2 separate regions of the Mus musculus genome follow, and region 2 is linked to region 1. Evidence: chromatin contacts called from ENCODE POLR2A ChIA-PET data. All regions are on one chromosome and are shown on one strand. The core of a region is the stretch at or near the end of the contact, and the rest is flanking DNA. Distances in the headings are between cores, read along the strand shown. Region 1 holds the start of Chchd2 (coiled-coil-helix-coiled-coil-helix domain containing 2). Region 2 holds the start of Gusb (glucuronidase, beta).

Evidence for each region. ChIA-PET counts read pairs that join two places held with the same protein, here RNA polymerase II (POLR2A).
Region 2: POLR2A ChIA-PET joins it to region 1 with 12 read pairs in Patski. The contact joins the promoter of Gusb here to the promoter of Chchd2 in region 1. POLR2A ChIA-PET finds 5 or more read pairs at or near these places in 3 of 5 experiments (Patski and embryonic stem cell).

The regions. Positions count from the first base shown.
Region 1 is chr5:129,884,805-129,892,502 of GRCm38, reverse strand. It overlaps Chchd2 (coiled-coil-helix-coiled-coil-helix domain containing 2), which reads left to right and starts at 5,033. Exons shown (of 4, transcript NM_024166.6): 1 at 5,033-5,305. The coding sequence starts at 5,256.
Region 2 is chr5:129,999,940-130,007,637 of GRCm38, reverse strand. Gusb (glucuronidase, beta) reads left to right here and starts at 4,589. Exons shown (of 12, transcript NM_010368.2): 1 at 4,589-5,031; 2 at 6,696-6,881; 3 at 7,096-7,277; 4 at 7,569-7,698. The coding sequence starts at 4,822.

The DNA of each region.
Region 1 (7,698 bases), core at 3,784-6,283:
ACCAGGCTGGCCTCGAACTCAGAAAATCGCCTGCCTCTGCCTCCCAAGTGCTGGGATTCACAGCATGTGCCACCACGCCCAGCCAGACTGTCACATATTGTTGAGCCAACCACAGCCCAATCATCTGCCCTCGTGTAGGAGCAGCTTCTCCAGTGGAGTGGCAGCTGAACTCCAGCTTGCTGGACTTAGATGTTGAAGTGGAAATTCCTGGTTCCTTTGGAGATTCGGTTGTGTCACGTGACGTTTTTCTGGAAACCGTCTTCTGGAAAGAGGTTTCTGCTGAAGCAGACACATGGGAGGATGTTTTGCTGAGAACAGACGTGGTGTTTTTCTGGAAGCAGCCTGGGAAAAGAGGATGTGAATTTTTGCTAGAGCAGATGCTTGAGAGAGCATGTGATGTTTGGGAAGAGTATAAATATAACCCAACAGACAGTGGATGGCGGTATCTGGTATTGGTTCACCTTGCCGGCTTTGCTGATGATCATTGTTTGTTGTGACTTTGTAGACAGAAACACACTGTACTAGTCAGGGTTTTACTACTGTGAACAGATACCATGACCAAGGCAAGTCTTATAAAAAACATCATTTAATTGGGGCTGGCTTACATGTTCAGAGGTTCAGTCCATTCTCATCAAGGTGGGAGCATGGCAGCATCCAGGCTGTCATGGCGCAGGCAGAGCTGAGAGTTCTACCTCTTCATCCAAAGGCTGCTAGTGGAAGACTGACTCCCAGGCAACTGGGGTGAGTTTTAAGCCCACACCCACAGTGACACACCTATTCCAACCAGGTCACACCTATTCCATCAAGGCCACACCTCCAGATGGTGCCACTCCCTGGTCCAAGAATATACAAACCATCATCGCACCAAAGAAATTTGGGTGGTGCTCCAGCAGCAGCTTCTTTTCTTAAAGATTTATTTATTATTATATCTAAGTACACTGTAGTTGTCTTCAGATGCACCAGAAGAGGACGTCAGATATCATTACAGATGGTTGTGAGTCACCATGTGGTTTCTGGGATTTGAACTCTGGACCTTCAGAAGAGCAGTCGGTGCTTTCAACCACTGAGCCATCTCTCCAGCCCCAACTCCAGCAGCTTCTTGATGCTTCCCCAGAATAGGGCCGACTGGTAGAGCCCCTCAGTTTCTTCTGTGTCAAACTGCCCTTGCTGATTCATGAATGGTGTTTGCAAGTGGACCAAGCTACCGCTGCTGACTTGTATGAACTGAACTGCTGAGTCCCCCTGAAGAACTATTTCTAAACCGGTCCACCCTCTCTTTTGCCCTGTCCATCTTTCCTTTCCACTAACTCTGGTGGGTGGTGGGCTAGAAGGGAAGTTAAAGCATTTATGTATACTTATTAAAGTAAGATTTTGAAAAATATAAGCCTACAACTTGTGATCTAGGCATACATGTACAGATTTTTCATATATGGCATCTTCTTTAGTTGCTTCTCTATTTCATATTTTTAGGATAAAAAAAATAAATTATGAAGCTGGGTATGATGAGTCATGTCTTTATTCCCAGGACTCAGGAGGTAGAGGCTGGCATATCTATCTACAGAGCAAGATCCAGGACAGCCAGGACTACACAGAGAAACCCTGTTTTTGAAAAAGAAAACAAAAGACAAAAAACAACAACAACAACAAAATTGTGTGTGTGTGTTTTGTGGGTGCTGGAAATGGAACTCTGACCTCCTTGGGTTCTCTGCAAGCACAGTGCATGCTATTTATTTTCAAGATTTATTTATTTTCATGTGCATTGGTGTTTTGCCTGCAATTATGTCAGTGCGAGGGTGCCAGATTCCCTGGAACTGGAACTACAGACATTTGTGTGCTGCCTTGTGGGTGTTGGGATTTGAACCCTGTTGCTCTGGAAAAGCAGCTAGTACTCTTAACTGCAGAACCATCTCTCCAGCCGCTCCACAGTATTTTTTTTTTTTTTTTTAAAGATTTATTTATTATATGTAAGTACACTGAAGCTGTCTTCAGACACTCCAGAAGAGGGCGCCAGATCTCGTTACGGATGGTTGTGAGCCACCATGTGGTTGCTGGGATTTGAACTCCTGACCTTCGGAAGAGCAGTCGGGTGCTCTTACCCACTGAGCCATCTCACCAGCCCCAGTATTTTTTTTTTTTTTTGAGACAAGACTTCTCAATGAAAAGTGGAGCTCTCCATTCCTAGGCCAGCTAGGACCTGTCTCTCTTTGTCCCATAGCATTAGCTTACAGGTGCATGCCATTATGCCTATTTTTTTATACGGTTCTGAGGATATGAACTTGGGTCCTTATGCTTACAGAGTGAGCTGTCTCCCCAGCCCCTGGGCCCCAGCTTTGATGAGAAGGAACTGTTTAAGACCCCCAAAGGTGGCCCGGGATGAGCTGGCTGGCACCCCAATGACTCGAGAGAGAAAACCACACCTGATGCAAACTGCAAGAGGTTTTATTATCAGCTAGCTGAGGACAAACTCCTTCTGCTGTGCAGGGCAGGGGAGTTCGACCCTGAGCAGTAACAGTAGGGGGCTTTTAACAGCTCGTTGAGGAATTGGGAGGAGTTGGGAGGAGAGTTGGGAGGAGTTGGGCTACAGTGCTTCTCTGCCGGGTGTCCTTGGTAAAATTACAATGATCGCATCTCTAGTTGTAAGGTATAGAAACAAAAAGGCTTTTTGCTGGCTGTAGAGAACAAAGAGCTTCTTGCTGGCTGTATTTTTAGAGATCAGGGAAAACAAGCTTGAGGAACATCCGGGGGCTTTACCTTCCAGGGAGAAACGCTCTAAGTTCTCTAAGTTGGGGCCTCACAGAACCAATCACATGAGCAAACACAGGTGACTTTAAATAAAGTCAGGAAGGGCAATGGGAGAATGGGAGAGCATGGGCTCCAGTGGTTCCATCCCTCCAGGGATGGAGGAGCTGGATGGGCAGAGACAGCGCTCTTTCCAAAGCACCATGGTTCCAGGACAGCCAAGGCTATACAGAGAAACCCTGTCTCGAAAAACAAAACAAAACAAAAAAGCACCATGGAAGGGAACTGAGGTCACTCTCCCCCCATGAAGCAGCAGAGTAGAGTGATTCTGGTTGAAAGACCCACAACGTGAGGATTCCCCCACGTTCTGACTCAGGAGAGGCGACACCCCAAATCAGTCTTTTTTTTGTTTTGTTTTGTTTTGTTTTGTTTTTGTTTTTGTTTTTTTTCGAGACAGGGTTTCTCTGTGTAGCCCTGGCTGTCCTGGAACTTACTTTGTAGACTAGGCTGGCCTCGAACTCAGAAATCCGCCTGCCTCTGCCTCCCAAGTGCTGAGATTAAAGGCGTGTGCCACCACCACCCGGCTATGAGTAACGGTCTTGATGCAAACTGCAAGAGGTTTATTCGGGAAAGACCAGTGCACTGGGGACGACTTGTATCCCACGCAGGGGTAGAGGAGTTGAACATGAGCTCAAGGGGTGAGGGGTTTAGGGGTTTATAAAGGCAAAAACCGAAAACACCTGGCAAAAACTGCAAACACCTGGCATCCTGGAACAATGGGGCAAGTTCTCTATTTTTCACTCTCTCTCAAGATCTTTCATGGTTTTCCTCTGGACAGACAGGTGCACATCCTTGGGACAGGCTGATAACTCTTTGACTTCCATTGTCCTTGTCACAGATAGTTCCCCAGGGGTAACAGAGCTGAAAATGGTTTTCACGGACTGTCACCAGTGATCGCTTTCCCACTGCCACAGAACAACTATGATAAGATCTCCTTTCATACACAGTGCCTGACAAGGTGGCAGAGGAAAACTCTTCCCCCATTCCCCTGGGCATTTGGTGGGGAGGAGAGTCCCCTGTTTCTCCATCAGATGGCCTACTGCTACTCTGTAGGACTATATGACCTCATGGGCAATGTGTAGGAATGGTCTTCATCCACATTACGAGGACAAGAGTGTTTTCCAGGAAGCATCATGGATTGACACTGCAGATATCTCTGCCAATCAATGGGCTCAGGTCACCAACATCCTCTGTGGTGAGAGCTTATGGGACCACAAGCCTCTGTGGCCACAGTTGAGGAGACTTCTAGATTCAATGATTCTCAACTTTCCTAATGCTGCAACCCTTTTATACAGTTCTGGATACTGGAATGTGGGCATCTCTGCATTTGAGCAGTCTTACGTGGAAAAGAGCAGTAACTCAGTCCCTAAATCACAGTCTGAAACCCACAGGTTGAGGACAACAGCTTTAGAGGCCTGTTCTTTGATATGCAGATGATCTTACTGGCTAGTATTAAGTCAGGATGGTCTTCTTTTATTATGGAAATAGCGCTTAATTGAAGACGAGCCTTGGTAAATATGAGCAGAAAATTTCTCTGCAACAGAAACTTGAATTATGTACAGAATTTTCTTTCTCATAGTTTCTTTTTTTTTTAAGATTTATTTATTTATTATATGTAAGTACACTGTAGTTGTCTTCAGACACACCAGAAGAGGGTGTCAAATCTCGTTATGGGTGGTTGTGAGCCACTTTGTGGTTGCTGGGATTTGAACTCCGGATCTTTTGAAGAGCAGTCAGTGCTCTTCTCCGCTGAGCCATCTCATCAGCCCCTTTTTCATAGTTTCTAATAAGCTCGGCTAGTTCACTATCTTCCAGACATGTTGGGAGCAGAGCTCCTTTAGCGAAATTCTGCTTATGTAATTTAATATTTCCAAACACGTTTATTAGTAAATTCTTTATAACAGAAAAACAGAGTTTTTCCTGCGTGACCAGTACTAGGAGGCTGAGACGTGAGAACAGCGAGATCCAAGGCAACATCCGTTACCGGAGGCATTGTCCCAAAACAAAACAGAGAAGGGTTAAGTAAACAGCCCAAGAGCAGACCCCAGTAAGCCCCTAATCCAGTTTACTTGAGAGGCTAAGGCAGGAGACAGTGAAAATCAAGGTCAGTCAGGTTGTGGAGTAGGCCAGCCGGCCATCGGAAGCAAAAACCTAACCTCCACCATTGAATCGGAGGACAAAATTTGAGAGTGCAACCCCAGGAACTTCCGGTTAGCCTTAGCTCCTCCTCGCCAACTTCGTAACTTCCGGGCCTAGGACGCTGAGTCCAGGCTCTGCCCATTACTGATATCTCCTTTGTCCAATAACCTTTAGCGCCCGAGCTTTTCCTGATTTCTTATTGGTTGCCCGGTGAGGTACCGCCTCCACCCTTCCTCTCTCCTTGGTAGAAATTGCTGGACGCTTCTGTACGTTTCGCAGTTTGTCTTCGCTGATCGGTGAGACTTCGAGCAGTTAGGATGCCGCGTGGAAGCCGAAGCCGCACTTCCCGGGTGACTCCTCCGGCCAGGTGAGACCCTCGGGGCCGGGAACCGAGCGCGGGCCGCCAGGGCAAGGTTCTGTAGCCTGAGGGCTGCGAAGGCGACCGGTGAAGAGACGGAGCGAGCGGTCGGGAAGGGATCCGCTGGTGGGGCGGACTTCCTGAGAACAGGGACATGGTCGGTGCACTCGGGGAGAGGACTCTGAAACGTGACCTTTTCCCTAGACAGGCTGGGGGAAGGGCTGTCGAGGGCGTAGTATACAAGGAGGCGAGGAAAGAAAGATGCGTGGTAAACTCTTGGCCAGGGGTGGGGGTGGGGTGGTTTTTGTATTTTCTTTGTTCTACTCACTGCGTTTTTGAGTCTCAGGTTAGCCTTGAACTTTATGGCCTCGCTTGGCCTTCCTTGATTTTCCTGACTCCGCTTCCTTAGGGCTGGGATTGCCGGCTTTAAAGATTTTCTTTTCTTTTATTTATTTATTTTTTTAAGGAAAAAGAAACAAAGAAAATTGCGGGCTGTGTGTAGAGGGCCGAAAATTTAAAGCTATGTCTTTCCATCACTTGGGTCCAAGATGTCTACCATTTTGTGGTAAACGATCTATTGAGCTACCTTGCCGGCCGACCTAAAAAACAAATAGGAAATTGTTGACACCCCTCCCCCCAGTCCAGATTCTGAGGTCCCTCCTTGGGGTAATAAAATCGTAGAAAACTAAAATTGTGCTCATACTGGGAGTGAACCTCGGGAGTGCATGTTGTAGCGCATGCGTCATCTGTCATCAAGATAGTCCCTTGTGCCTCCTTCTCCCGGAAGGCAAGCGGGGGTTGCAACCAGTTCAAGGCTAGCAAGGCTACCCATAGAGAGATTCCTGTCCAGAACCCCCCCAAAAATATGAGTCAAAGTTGCAGCTCAGGCAGGTCACTTTCCCTAGATTTTTCTTTTTGGATTGGCGTGGTGGTTTGTTGTTTCCTTGAAAGGGGTTTTCACTATGGCCCTGGCTGGCCTTGAACTCCAAAGAGGCTGCCCGCCTCTGCCTCCCAAGGACTGGGATTAAAGGTATGGGCTACCAGACCTTGCCCACGGCACCCTAACCCGGCCCCCACTTTTTTTTTTTTTTTTAAGATTTTTTTTTTCTTAGTTTATTTTATGGGCTGGCGAGATGGCTCAGCAGGTAAGAGCACTGACTGTTCTTTGGAAGGTCCTGAGTTCAAGTCCTGGCAATCACATGGTGGCTCACAACCATCTGTAATGAGGTCAGATGCCCTCTTCTGGGGTGTCTGAAGACAGCTACAGTGTACTTATGTATAAAATAAATCTTTAAAAATTTTTATTTTATGTATATGAGGAGTACACAGGTGGTTGTGAGCCACCATGTGGTTGCTGGGAATTGAACTCAGGACCTTTAGAAGAGCAGTCTGTGCTCTTAACTCCTGAGCCATCTCTCCAGCCCAAACCTTTCTTGATTTATTTATTTATTTTTGAGGCAGGATTTTTCTGTGCAGCTCTGGCTGTCCTGGAACTCACTCTGTAGACCAGGCTGGCCTCGAACTCAGAAATCCGCCTGCCTCTGCCTCCCAAGTGCTGGTTAAGTTCAGCCCTTTCTAACTGGGTAAAATGAAGGCATTGGACTGCATTCCTAATATCACCTCATGACTTTTAGATTTTGTTGACTTGTGACTGTCTTTCTCCATTGTCAACACTGGTTCTAAATCCTTCTTCTAAATGGCCTTGTTCACTAACTGAATAGCCGGGATGGCCAGTGTATTTATGCCTCTGTGTGTGCTGGAGAACCTCGGTACCTGTGTGAAGGTCCAAGGGCACCTTATTGGGGTTGGTTGTTTCTTTCCACCTTCTGGGTTCCAGGAGTCAACCAACCTCAAGGTGTCAAGCATCCTTCTCCAGTGAGTCTTTGACCAGCCGCCTGTCCTCCTTCCAGCTCTAAATCTTAATTCAGATGTTCACTAGGTTAGTCCTTGACTGTCCTCAATTTTTTTTTACATGGCAACACCTGTCTGATATTTCTGAAACTGATAGACCAATAAAAGGAAAGCTGTTTGCTCATTCTGTTTTTGTTTTTTTTTTTTGAAACAGGGTTTCTCTGTGTAGCCCTGGCTGTCCTGGAACTCACTCTGTAGACCAGGCTGGCCTTGACTCAGAAATCCGCCTGCCTCTGCCTCCCAAGTGTTTGCTCATTCTATAGCTTCTAATGCCTCGGAGCTCAGAGAGGTCCAACTGTCATTTAAATAAATCAATCCTTTGGGGAACTTTCTAACTTTAATTGTCCATGAGTGGACATATGCAAATGAATGGGCACTAGAGCCTTGGAAACTCAGAGGGGTCAGATGACCTGGCCCTGAGTTTCCACGTTACTGCTTCCTGAGTGTGCACTACCACGCCTAACTGTATGACAGCATTGCTCACCATTTTG
Region 2 (7,698 bases), core at 3,340-5,839, 120 kb before region 1:
AAGAGCACCGGCTGCTCTTTCAGAGGTCCTGAGTTCAATTCCCAGGAACCACATGGTGGTGCTTAGCCATCTATAATGAGATATGGTGCCCTCTACTGGCCCACAGGCATACATGCAGGTAGAATGCTGTGTACATTAGAATTAGTTGCTTTAAAAAAAAGATTAGGATTTTATATTTTTTCTGTTTTTCTTTTGTTTCATTTTTTCCTTTATTGAATATTTTCTTTATTTACATTTCAAATGCTATCCCCTTTCCAGGCCTTCCCTCCAGAAACCTCCCATCTCATCCCCCTCCTTGTGTGGTATCTGCAGATAGGGGCAAACAACCTGAAAAGCTTAAGTATTTGTTAGCTTAGAAAGTCATTAAGTTGTAGAATAGGTATCTATAACCCAGAGGTTTAAACAGAAAAGAATAAAAACTGCACAGCTACAGGAACTCAGAAAAGGTTGGCATCAGGTTATCTTGTTTTCTTTATGGATTTTTGTTTTACAGATTGATAGCGCACACCTTTAATCCCAGCACTTGGGAGGCAGAGACAGGCAGGTTTCTGAGTTCGAGGCCAGCCTGGTCTACTAAGTGATTTCCAGGACAGCCAGGGCTATACAAGGTTTTAAGCCCTGTCTTGAAAAACCAAAATCAAACCAAACCAAAACAAAAAGTAGATTTTTAACCATATCCAACAAGCTTATAAATCTTGAGGTACAGAGAATTTACATTTTAAAGATTTATTTATTTATTTATTTATTTATTTATTTAGTTTATATGAATACACTGTCCCTGTTTTCAGACACACCAAAAGAGGGCATCCAATCCCTTTACAGGTACTTGTGAGCCACCATGTGTTTGCTGGGAATTGAACTCAGGACCTCTGGAAGAACAGTCAGTGCTCTTAATCGCTGAGCCATCTCTCCAGGCCCAGAGAGTTTATATTTTAGCTTTTTAAAACTATATGGTATCTTTTCCTGGGCTGTTTTTTTTTTTCCTTTGTCCTGGAGATGGCCTTATGACCCAGATAATCTTGCTGGGGCCTCCAAATATTAAGGAGTTTGTGACCCATGGAAAAAGACCATAGACTAGAAACAATTGTAATTAAAAAACTTTATTGATCAGCTGCTAGCAGGATGAACAGTCTCTGATCCAAATTTGAGATTGCCATGAAGGAAGGCTATGGGTAAGACTTTTAAAGGAAAAAATCACACGAAGACCTTCAGTATCTAGGCAAGCAAGTACAAACTGTTCTCTTCTGCCAGGTTCAGCAGTTAAGGCAACTCAAAACAATCTTTGAATATCTACATAAGCAAAGTACAGAAGCAAACCCAGCAGTTAGCCATGTTATAACAAGTATATAGACACAGCTGCACAGTTTTGGGTGGGGGTCACTGAGTCAGGGTTACTGGGGACTATAACCAGAAACAAAGGGCTGGTGAGAACCAAGATGGATGCCTAGCATAAAATGGAGCTTCTTTAGCCAGAAAGACGCTCATTCATTTACTCATGATTGAGAGAAGTTGAGTTTGGGACAGTTTACTCATTAAGGACAAAGACGGAAGAGTTCGCTCATTAAGGACAAGTGTTGGGAGTGACCCTGTTTAAATGTTAACTTAAACATAAGCAGCCCTGTTTTAATGTTCACTTGTCAGCCATAAGTGCTTCCTTACAAAGTCTTGGCCTTAGTGAAAAAGTACGAGCTTAGTTGAGATTTCTGTGGGAAAAGTTGAGGCCTCTGTGGGAAAGCACTACCCCCAGTTAAGAACAAATAGCTAGCCGGGTGGTGGTGGCTCACACCTTTAATCCCAGCACTTGGGAGGCAGAGACAGGCAGGTTTCTGAGTTCAAGGCCAGCCTGGTCTACTAAGTGATTTCCAGGACAGCCAGGGCTACACAAGGTTTCAAGCCCTTCTTGAAAAACCAAAACAAACAAACAGAAACCAAACAAAACAAAAACCAAAAAAAAGAATAGCTATAGATCTTGTGGACAGGTACCTAGCAACCCATTCCGTTCTATTTCTCTTGCTGAACTTTTTACCTAGCTAATATCCTGCTTTTGGGAACAGGTGTGTTCCCCCAGATACAAAGCGATTCTGCGTCATCCCTCTCCCACACCCTGCTTCTGTGAGCATAAAACCTGGAATAATAAAATTTGACAGCTTGATCCATCAGACTTGCTGTCTGTCCTTGTGTTTCTTGCCCCCCATTCTCTCCACGGGCGCTTCCTCAGACCCTGTTCAGCTGTCTCAAGGGCCGGGACAGACAAGGATACAAAGGCTTCCAGGAGAAGGGAGAGTCAAAACCCGGAATCAAAGCAATTTAGTCAAGCATAGATGACATTTGTATGCTGTTAATGGGATTGCAACTTAAGAAAACACAGATTTAGTTACAATAGTAGGCTCAGGTTCTTCAAAACAGCCCTGGTATTTATAGCTTAAACAGACTGGCCTGGGAGGTGGCCCAGTTGGTAAGTCGGTTGCTGGGCAGGCATGAAGAGTTTGAATCTGAATTCCCCAGCACTCACATAAAAATCAGGGCACAAAGCACCCCTAACCCCTTAGCTGGGAAGACAGTAAAAGGTGAATCTTTGGCTCCAGCCAACCAGTTTAATGGGGTTCGTGAGCTCCAAGCTCAGTCCCAACATACAAGGCAGAGGGGCTTCTGAGATGGCTTAGTGAATACAGGTGTCTGCTCCCAAGTCTGATGACTGAGTTCTGTCCTTGGGACTTACAGGGTAGAAGGAGGAACAACTCCAGCCAGACATCATCTGATCTTCACACAGTGCAGGCACACATGCAAATTAATATATAAATAAACAAACTAAGATATAATAAGATGGATGGGACTGCAGACAGGGCTCAGGGTTTAAGAGCACTGGCTGTTCTTTCAGAGGTCCTGGGTTCAGGTCCCAGCACCTTCAAGGTGATTCACAATTATTTGTAACTTTAGTTCCAGGGGATTCAATTCTGGCCTCCAAGGGTACTTCACACACCTAGTACACACTGATAGGTGCAGGCAAAACATCCATATGTTATTTATATCTTTGAGGTTACTATGTAGCCTATCCTTCTACCTCAACATCCTGAGAGCTGGCCGTAGATGAGAAGCACCATGTCCAGTTCTAGGGAAGTTTTTTGTAGTTGCTGCTGTTCTTAGTGTTTATTTTCTGTTTCCCAGGGTTGCACTGGCATGTATGTCTATGCACCACATGGTCCAGTGCCTGTGGAGGCTAGAAGAGGTCATTCGATCCTCTAGGAGTGGAGTTAAAAAATGGTTGTGAGCTGCCATGTGGGTGCTGGGAATCAAACGGGGTCCTCTGGAAGAACAGCTAATGCTCTTAACCACTAAGCCATTATCTCTCTAGCCCTCCCCAGCAAATAAATAAATAAATAAGTCAGTCCTTTTAAAAAAAGGATTGACCTTTAACCTCTACCTGCACACGGTCATGTGTATACACACATCTGAAGCAGGCACCTGAAACATAAACACTCAAATATAAATAAGTGGATTGGAAGCTAGCATACCTGTGCTTGGCCAGTTTTACTCATGCTGAGAATCATTTCTTCTGTTCAGCGTCACCCCCAACCCCTTAACAAGCATACTGGTAATTGCAACAAAATGTAGGTATTTGTAACAACAACAACAACAAATGGGGAACCTTCTCTTGTGCTTAAGTTCAGCAGGCTTTAATAATGCTTTAGGGAGCAGGGCAGTGGTGGTGCACTCCTTTAGTCCCAGCCCTCAAGTGACAGAGGCAGGTGGATCTCTGAGTTCCAGGCCAGCCAGTTTAGACTAACTAAACAGAGCTCTCTGGAAAAACCCAAATCAAAACGAACCAAACAAAAACATTCTTTAGGGAACTTCCTTTTGGCTCAGTCTGAAAATCCAAATGCACACCTTGGGGTGGTTGTATCTTTAGTTCAACTCAAAGATTTAGGTTGAAACCTAAATGATATTTACCTCCGTTTTAAGAACTGGAAACTAACCAGGTGGCATATGCCTTTAGTCCCAGCACTCAGGAGGCAGAGGCGGGAGGTATCTCTGTGATTTTGAGCCTGGTCTACAGAGTTCCAGGACAGCCAAGGCTTCAAGACTCGCTTAGCTGTATATGTACTTGCCCAAGAGTGAAATCTGAGCACTGTTTGCTCAAGCCTGTTAGCTAGAGAGGCTGGAGTGATGGATTGGGGGTGGGGGTGGGGTGAGAGTTACTAAGACCACTTTCAGAGAATGGCTGCTGCAGGTCATGTGAACCGTCATCGCAACCTTCATTTGTGACTCGAATGACATCACACAGGTCCAGGAGACACTTCTTTCATGGCCATTGCTGTCAGTTCTACTCCCTTCCTCAGAGACCTCTAAGAAGAGACCTAGCTTCGAACCTGCCTGCGTGTCCTTTCCAGGCTTTAATAACAAACTCCCCAAATTCTTCTCAGTGTCTCTTTTGAACTCTCATCCTTTCACAGGAGTTATGAAGAAACAGTGGGATCAGGGACTTCAGGGCTTCTTTCAGATCTTAGCCTAGTGGTCCTGAGGGGCAAGCCCCAGAGTGTGAGGGAAGGAGGGGGAGATATTAATAGATGTGAGGCAGGCAGCGGCTGACGTCAGGCATATGGGGAAACGATCCAGGACTTCAAGCGACTTCCTCTTTCTGCAGAGTCCAGCCTTGGGGCCTCTAGATAGCCTTGAGCCAGCAGCTGTACAAGCGCTTGCCCTCAACCAAGTTGGCGCAGGCGGCTTCTCTCGAGAACATGTGACTCTTCCAGGTCCCGCCTCTGCCCTCCCAGAGAGGAGGCTAAAAAGCCCAGCCGCTGGTCGGTGGGCAGCCTGGCCAGTATGTCCCTAAAATGGAGTGCGTGTTGGGTCGCGCTGGGCCAGCTGCTGTGCAGCTGCGCGCTGGCTCTGAAGGGCGGGATGCTGTTCCCGAAGGAGAGCCCGTCGCGGGAGCTCAAGGCGCTGGACGGACTGTGGCACTTCCGCGCCGACCTCTCGAACAACCGGCTGCAGGGTTTCGAGCAGCAATGGTACCGGCAGCCGCTACGGGAGGTGCGCGCTCCCTGGGACCCGGGGTCTGGAAGCTTCCAGAAGTCAGGGGATGGGCGGAGGGATGCCTGTACCTGGAGATCCCCTTGTGCTCACCTAGAGGAGGTTAATATGGGTTTGCAGGCTGGGGAGGGGAGCGACCAGAGCAGGAAGTGGGACCTGGCATGCTGAGAACCGCATGGTTTCTGCTAGGCAGGCGCTGCCCCAGGCAATGGATTTTTTTGTTTTTGTTTTTTTAAAGCTTTTAATTTTACTTCATAGTGCTGGGACTTGAACCCAGGGCCCTGTGTGTGCTTGTCACTACTGAGCCTTTTGTTTATGTTTTGAGGCTGTGTCTCCTTCGATAACCTAGGCTGGCCTGGATGTCCGGGTGAATCTCTTGCTCCCACTTTAACTTTCCTGAGTGTTGTAGATGTTTGTGCACACGCCTCCTGCATCCCGGTGCACATACCTCCCATGCTCTTTCCCATCTTGTGAAAAGTAGAATCCTAGGAGATGCTACCCACTACAGAGATTTGGGGGCGGGGGTAGAGGAGGGGGGAGCAAATGTGACTTTGCACAGAGCTAGCAGAGGACCCTCATCCCTGCTCTCCTTTCCTACCTAGGTAGGGTTGGCGCAGAAGCAGGCTGAAGCAAACCTGTGTGCTCACAGTCTCCTCCTCTCTCAGATTCATTCATTCATCCTACCTCGTTTCCTATTGGGCTCTCTCCTCTTCCTCTCTTCTCTCTCTTTGTTTAAAATGTGTACCCATTATTTATGTGGGGTGGGGGGGCGCCACCCGTGTGCTACACAGTACATGTGGAGGTTGGAAGATAACTTGCTGGAGTCTGGTCTCACCTAGGTCACCAGGGATGTAACTAAGGTCATCAGGCTTAGTGGCTAGTGCCTTTAACCCACCAAGTCATCTCACCAGCTCTGTGTGTGTGTGTTTGAGACAGCGACTCACATTAACCTCCGACTCATAGCCATGTGGCTCCCTTAGCCTCCCAGGTTGCTAGAGTTACAAGTGATGAACCACCACACCTGGCTTAGACTCTCAGTTTTCAACTGCACTGCCCAGCATTCAGCAAAAGAGGAAGTAAGGAGAGGACATTGCCACCACAGGCCTTCTCTGTTTCCTTGGGGGCCCCTGTTCCCTGCTGTTGGCCTTCTTCCTTGTAGCAATGGTCACCTGCCTTTTATGTCAGGGTCTGGTCTTTCCTGTTTTAGACTGGCCTGTGGCTCTTTCCATGGAAATCTTGGCTCTGGTACTATCTGCCCTGAGAAAGAACTTGGTTTGAACAGTCTTTTTCCATCAACTGTCCTGCAGAGTTCACTTGTGGATGCAGCCAGTATTTTACAGAGTCTCTCCCCTGTGTCCCCTATGGTTCTCTAGGGTGCTGGGGGCGCAGTCGTGAAGAATAGACCCAATCCTTCTCTTTAGCCAGAGTCTCCTGTATCCTCAGGTCAGCCTCAGATATACTATGAAGCAGAGGATAGCCAGGGAATGACCCTGAACGTCCATCTTCCTGGCTGCACCTCTCATCTGCTAGGATTACTGGTGCGCTCCGCCATGATTGGCTTATACAATGCTGGAGTCGGAACACAGGATTTCATCGGTGGTAGGCCAGGGCTTTACCAGCTGAGCCACATCCCCAGCACGTGACTCCACTTCTTCTTTCCCTAGTCGGGCCCAGTCTTGGACATGCCTGTCCCTTCTAGCTTCAATGACATCACCCAAGAAGCAGCCCTTCGGGACTTTATTGGCTGGGTGTGGTATGAACGGGAAGCAATCCTGCCACGGCGATGGACCCAAGATACCGACATGAGAGTGGTGTTGAGGATCAACAGTGCCCATTATTATGCAGTTGTGGTCAGTATAGGGAGAGGTTGGCTGGGGGCAAGGCAGTCTGGGCTGTCCAGAAGGGCTCTGTGTCATGGGTCAGAGAAGGGTTGCTTTGTGGGCTCCATTAGAACACCATTCTTCCATCTGATGGCGGGGGCCCTCTTCTGGAAGGGGGTACCCAAGACAGACAGCAGAGCCCTGTGGCCATTTACCCTCTGCTCATCTCTCCTTGTGTCTGCAGTGGGTGAATGGGATTCATGTGGTGGAACATGAGGGAGGTCACCTCCCCTTTGAGGCTGACATTAGCAAGCTGGTCCAGAGTGGGCCCCTGACCACCTGCCGGATCACGATTGCCATCAACAACACACTGACCCCTCATACCCTTCCGCCGGGGACCATCGTCTACAAGACTGACACCTCCATGTGAGCAGCATCCTCCCCCCCCCCCCTCCTGCCCAGCAGACTTCCCCATAGGGAGAATGGTTCTAGCTCTGGATCTGATGAGACCGGCGTCGCATGCTAGGAGGGAAAGTGATTGCTGGAAGTTCTCAGGCCAGCTAGAAGGTAGAACCAGTGCCTGAGGTTGTCTTCTGATCTGCACATGTGCACTGTGGTGTACACACACACACACACACACACACACACACACACACACACAGAGGAGGCGGATTTAAAAAGCCACACAGATAATGGACCTTTGTTTTCCCACCCTAGGTATCCCAAGGGTTACTTTGTCCAGGACACAAGCTTTGACTTCTTCAACTATGCGGGACTGCATCGATCTGTGGTCCTCTATACCACCCCTACCACTTACATCGATGATATCACTGTGATCACTAATGTG